2 separate regions of the Homo sapiens genome follow, and region 2 is linked to region 1. Evidence: read pairs that join two places in POLR2A ChIA-PET (ENCODE). Cell type or tissue: B cell. All regions are shown on one strand. Links, peaks and the distances in the headings refer to the core of each region. The heading gives the core; the rest is flanking DNA.

Region 1 (2,908 bases), core at 200-2,699:
GAAGAAGAAGAAGTTTGACACCAGCCTGGGCAACACGGCGAGACCTCATCTCTACAAAAATAAAAGTAATTAGCCAGGTGTGGTGGCGCATGCCTGTAGTCCCAGCTACTTGGGAGGCTGAGGTGGGAGGATTGCTTGAGCCCAGGAGGTAGAGGCTGCAGTGAGCTATCATTGTACCACTGCACCCCAGCCTGGGTGACAGAGCAAGACCCTGTCTCTAAAAACAAAAACCACAAAGTTTTTGCCAAGGAGCCATACTTTGGAGTATCACATTCTGAGTCCTGACAGCCTCCAGAAGGAACCAGTCCTGCTGTGACACCTTGATTTCGGACTTCTGGCTTCCAGAACTCTGAGAGAAGTCCCTGTTCTTTTAGGACATCAAGTTTGTGGTCAGTATTATGTAAACAATGTCATCTGCTGCCCATTTTTATCTCTGGTGGGTTTTTTTTTTTTTTTTTTTTTGAGACAAGAGTTTCTGTCTGTCACCTAGCCTGGAGTGCAATGGCACGATCTCGGCTCACTGCAACCTCTGCCTCCCGGGTTCAAGTGATTCTCCTGCCTCAGCCTCCCAAGTAGCTGGGACGACAGGCATGCGCCACCACACCTGGCTAATTTTTGTATTTTTAGTAGAGATGGGGTTTCACCATGTTGGCCAGGCTGGTTTCGAACTCCTGACCTCAGGTGATCCATCTGCCTTGGCCTCCCAAAGTGTTGGGATTACAGGCGCGAAGCACCGCACCTGTCCTTTTTTTTTTAGACAGAGTCTCTCACTGTCATCCAGGCCTCGGCCTCCCAAAGTGATGGGATTGCAGGCGTAAGCCACTGCGCCTGGCCCCTGTCCAGCTAATTTTTAAATTTTTTTGTAGAGACCGGGTCTCACCACGTTGCCCAGGCTGGTCTGGAACTCCTGACCTCAAGTGATCCTCCGACGTTGGTCTCCCAAAGTGCTGGGATGACAGGCATCGGCCACCATGCCAGGCCTCTTTTCAATTTCTTGATGGATATATTGACATCCAAAAGTTTGAAATTGTGATTGAGTCTAATTTGTTGTCCCCTCCAAATCCCCAAGTTTTCATCTTGTCCTTGTGGAGGGCAGGTTTTACGTTGCCAGCCAGTTAAGGCCAAGACTCGGTTCTCCTGCCTGCTTCTCCCCAGCCATGACCTTCTGTCCTTTCTGGGCCTCTGGCCTCGGTCAGGTGCCCTTCCCTCCCCCTCTTCCCCCCCGCCCCCACCCCCGTGCTCAGCAGGGAAAGCGGACCGTGGCAGCTGAGTATGAGTCAGCAGGGCTGGGACCATGGGGGGCGGAAGTGGTGGGCTCAGCCTCAGGGACCGGCTGTGCGAGTTCCTGCATAAACTGGCCAGGAAGTGGTCAGCTGAGGCTTCCCCCACGTGCTTGCTGCCCGGAACCCATTGGCCGAGTAACCCTGGGCCTCCCTCTTCACGCTCCACATTAGCAACCCAGTTCACACGCTCGCTCCCATCATAATTCTACTGTCCACAGTGTGTATTTATGAAGCACCTACTGCATGCCAGGCTCTGGCTGAGCTCGGATACACAGCCCTGTGATGGGGGTATGGAGATCTGCTCTGAGTCACAGGGGTAAACTGAGGCTCGGAACAGGGCAGCTCTGTGCCTGAGTTACACAGCACAGCACCTGGGTGACCTAACATCCCAAATCGTCATCCTCAGCTGGCTAAGTCCCTCTCTGTGTCTCCGTGTCCTCACCCTAAACAAAATATCTGGAGAATTTCCACTTTTTCTCTTTGTGTCTCTCTCTCCCTGGCTCTCCCTCCATTTCTGCCTGTCTCTCATCATGTCTATCTCTGCCTGTCTCTGCCTCCCCACGCCCTTATCAGCACCATACAGGGAAGGGAGAGGTGACAGCCTCACCCACCCCTCCCTGCTTCTAGGGGACTTGGACATGTCCGGGCAGGTCTGAGGCACTCCTGGTAAAAACTGGTGATTGCCTGGAGGCAGGGAGCCAGAACCCGAAAGAGAGGGTGGGAAGGTGGAAGACGTGTGGGGGGACTCAGTTGGGATTTCTGGTGCTGTACTTTGCCCCCTTACCCCCACCCCAGGCTGTCATCACACTGAGGATGTCTTGAGACCACTGCAGCATCTTTCCCAAACCTTGGATTTTGAGGGATGCATAGGAATCCTCCAAGCATCGATAAGGGCTTTGGGGAGGGTGGTTCTGGGAAGAGGAAGTAGGGGATATTGAGACTGCTGGGGGTCAGCAGAAACAAGGGAATGGGGTTCAAATGCCCAGTACAGAAATCCTATTTCCTGTAGGCGAAAGGGAGCCACAGAGGGTGTGAGAGGCTCAGCAGTTGGAATGGAGTGGAAGGGCAAGAATGGAGGCCAAGATCCTCATCTTTTCATTTTTATTTTATTTTTTTAGATACAGGGTCTCACTCTGTCACCCAGGCTGGAGTACAGTGGCACGATCTCAGCTCACTGCAACTTCTGCTTCCCAGTTTCAAGGGATTCTCCTGCCTCAGCCTCCTGAGTAGCTGGGATTACAGATGTGTACCACCATGCCTGGCTAATTTTTGTATTTTTAGTAGAGATGGGGTTTCACCTTGTTGGCCAGGCTGGTCTCAAACTCCTGACTTCAGGTGATCTGCCCACCTTGGTCTCCCAAAGTGCTGGGATTACAGGTGTGAGCCACTGTGCCCAGTCCACAGCTACTTTATAAGATTTATTTTTACTTTTGTAGAGATAGAATCTTGCTATGTTGCCCAGGCTGGTCTGGAACTCCTGTGCTCAAGTGATCCGCCTGCCTCGGCCTCCCAAAGCACTGGGATTGCAGGTGTGAGACAACGCACCGGGCCGACCTGCTCCTTTGAGTAAGGCTGGGAGCACCCAGGCGAGGGCGGAGGGGGCCTCTAGGGGATGGAGCCTCTTG
Region 2 (2,908 bases), core at 197-2,696, 140 kb after region 1:
TCTCTACTAAAAATACCAAAAAATTAGCCAGGCGTGGTGGTGGGCACCTGTAATCCCAGCTACTCAGGAGGCTGAGGCAGGAGAATCACTTGAACCTGGGAGATGGAAGTTGCAGTAAGGCGAGATTGTGCCACTGCACTCCGATGTGGTTGAAAGAGCGAGACTCCATCTCGAAAAAAAAAAAAAAGAGAGAGAGAGAGATACAGGGGGTCTCACTCTGTCACCCAAGCTAAAGTACAGTGGCATGATCTTGGCTCACTACAGCCTTGACCTTCTGGGCTGAAGCAGTCCTCCCACCTCAGCCTCCTGAGTAGCTGGGGTTACAGGCATACACCACGATGCCTGGCTAATTTTGTTTATTTTTTGTAGAGCTAGTGTCTCACTATTTTACTCAGGCTGGTCTAGAACTCCTGGGGTCAAACCACCCTTTCAAAGTGTTGGGATTATGGGCATGAGCCACCGTGCCCTACTGAGCATGCTATTATTAGTTAATAAATAAATATTTCTGCAATGTGTACTGTGGACCAGGCACTTTTTTTTTTTTTTTTTTTTTGAGATGGAGTCTCGCTCTGTCACTCAGGCTGGAGTGCAGTGGCCCGATCTCAGCTCACTGCAAGCTCCACCTCCCGGGTTCACACTATTCTCCTGCCTCAGCCTCTTGAGTAGTTGGGACTACAGGCGCCCGCCACCACGCCCGGCTAATTTTTTTGTATTTTTAGTCGAGACAGGGTCTCACCATGTTAGCCAGGATGGTATTGATCTCCTGACCTCGTGATCCGCCTGCCTCAGCCTCCCAAAGTGCTGGGATTACAGGCGTGAGCCACTGGGCCTGGCTGGACCAGGCACTATTTATTTATTTATATTTTTTATTTTTGAGATGGAATTTCACTCTTGTTGCCCAGGCTGGAGTGCAATGGCATAATCTCGGCTCACTGCAACCTCCGCCTCCCAGGTTCAAGCGATTCTTCTGCTTCAGCCTCCCGAGTAGCTGGAATTACAGGCATGCACCACCACGCCTGGCTAATGTTGTATTTTTAGTAGAGGTGGGGTTTCTCCATGTTGGTCAGGCTGGTCTCAAACTCCCGACCTCAGGTGATCCTCCCGCCTTGGCCTCCCAAAGTGCTGGGATTACAGGCACGAGCCACAGCGCCTGGCCTGGACCAGGCACTATTTATATCCCCCCACGTTTGAGATCCCTACTTCACAGATGAGGAAACTGAGGCTCAGAGAGGTAAATTCACTCAGGAGAGTAGGACTGAGATACAGCTCTCTGGGCCAGTCCAGGTGTCTGGGTGAGGGCACTTCAGGGTCCTAGAGAGGTCCCATGACCAAGAACTTGCTCATGTCTTTCTGGTTTCTTCCAGTGGTTCTGGGAGTTGGTGGATTCTGGCTTGGCCCCTGTGAGCCCCCTTGGTGGTGGTATCATCCGGAGAGGCTTCTCGGGTACCCCATTGCTGCCATCGCTGCCGAGCCGCCTTGTGTTGCCTGGAGAGGTCGAGCCCAGTACCCATGTGGTGTTCACCATTGAGGCTTAAGGGACAGAGAAAAGACAGCGTGGTCCCAGATAGGTGAGAAGGCTGATGGGGATTAAAGGGGCCGGCCCCAGGAGAGGAAGAGCAGTTCGTCCATCTGAACCCTTCTTGACCTTATCCAGAAAGCATTTATTAAGTTAGCACCCACTGTGTGCCAGGCCCTGTACTTGGCACACAGTGGGCACACAGCCATGCACAAGGAGGTGCCCACAGGCTGATGGTGGAGACAGATCATACCAGGCAGAGACAGGACAAAGTAATCATGCTGTGATGGAGAAGAACAGAGGAGCCCAGAGGAGGCTCCTGACCTCACATCGAGGGGGCTCAGGGAGGACTACCTGGAAGAAGTGGCATTTAAACTTAACCTGAGGGCCTGGTTGTGGTGGCTGATGCCTGTAATCCCAGCACTTTGGGAGGCTGAGGCCGGTCCATCACTTGAGATCGGGAGTTCGAGACCAGCCTGGTCAACATGGTGAAACCCTGTCTCTAGTAAAAATACAAAAATTAGTTGTGGGGTGCACCTGTAGTCCCAGCTACTCAGGAGCAGAATTGTTTGAACCTGGGAGGTGGAGGTTGCAGTGAGCCGAGGTTGCACCACTGCACTCCAACCTGGGTGACAGAGCAAGACACCATCTTAAAAAAATAAAAACAGGCCGGGTGCAGTGGCTCACTCCTGTAATCCCAGCACTTTGGGAGGCCAAGGTGGGTGGATCACGAGGTCAGGAGATCGAGACCATCCTGGCTAACATGGTGAAACTCCGTCTCTACTAAAAATACAAAAAAATTAGCCAGGCGTAGTGGCGGGTGCCTGTAGTCCCAGCTACTCAGGAGGCTGAGGCAGGAGAATGGCGTGAACCCGGGAGGCAGAGCTTGCAGTGAGCTGAGATCACACCACTGCACTCCAGCCTGGGCGACTCCATCTAAAAACAAAACAAAACAAACAAACAAACAAAAAACAGTAAAACAAATCCTTAGCCTGAGGGATGAAGAGAAGTCAACCAGTGGGAGTGCGGGGAAGGGCATTCCAAGCAGAAGGAACAGAATGTATAAAGCCTCAGACTCAAGAGGATCAGGTGTGTCAGGAGCTGAAAACAGATCAGTGTGGCTGGAGGGTGGGAGGGGAGCCCCGGGAAGTAGGCAGGAGCTGAAACCACACACCAGACCTCATGGGGTGCCCTGGAGAGTGAGAGGTGTGTCTTCCGGAGAGAGAGTTGGTCAATATTGGCATTAAAAAATTCCCTGTGGTTGCTGTTGTGGAGCACTGACTGTCAGGGATAGGAGTGGAAGGAGACCAAGGAGACTAGGAAGGAGGCTTGGGCAGTGTCTGGGCAGGAGATACTGGTGCTTGGACCAGGGTGGGAGCCATGGGCTGGAGA

What was found. ChIA-PET counts read pairs that join two places held together with the same protein. Peaks named below come from ENCODE experiments on the same cell type or tissue, not always from the same donor. Only the 100,000 strongest peaks of a DNase experiment are listed, where the experiment ranks them.
Region 2: POLR2A ChIA-PET joins it to region 1 with 5 read pairs; 7 of 35 experiments call an interaction of 5 or more read pairs at or near these places.

The regions. Positions count from the first base shown.
Region 1 is chr19:18,372,976-18,375,883 of GRCh38, reverse strand. No RefSeq gene overlaps it. Among named protein-coding and RNA genes, the nearest start is that of GDF15, 12 kb to the left of the region's middle. RefSeq lists a silencer at 157-384 and enhancers at 1,802-2,021, 1,751-2,045, 1,233-2,432. In B cell, for the core only: no CTCF peak of the experiment used is centred there; a DNase peak (open chromatin) is centred at 1,383.
Region 2 is chr19:18,235,518-18,238,425 of GRCh38, reverse strand. It overlaps a transcript of PDE4C not described here. Among named protein-coding and RNA genes, the nearest start is that of PDE4C, 11 kb to the right of the region's middle. In B cell, for the core only: no CTCF peak of the experiment used is centred there; no DNase peak of the experiment used is centred there; H3K27me3 peaks cover 1,230 bases.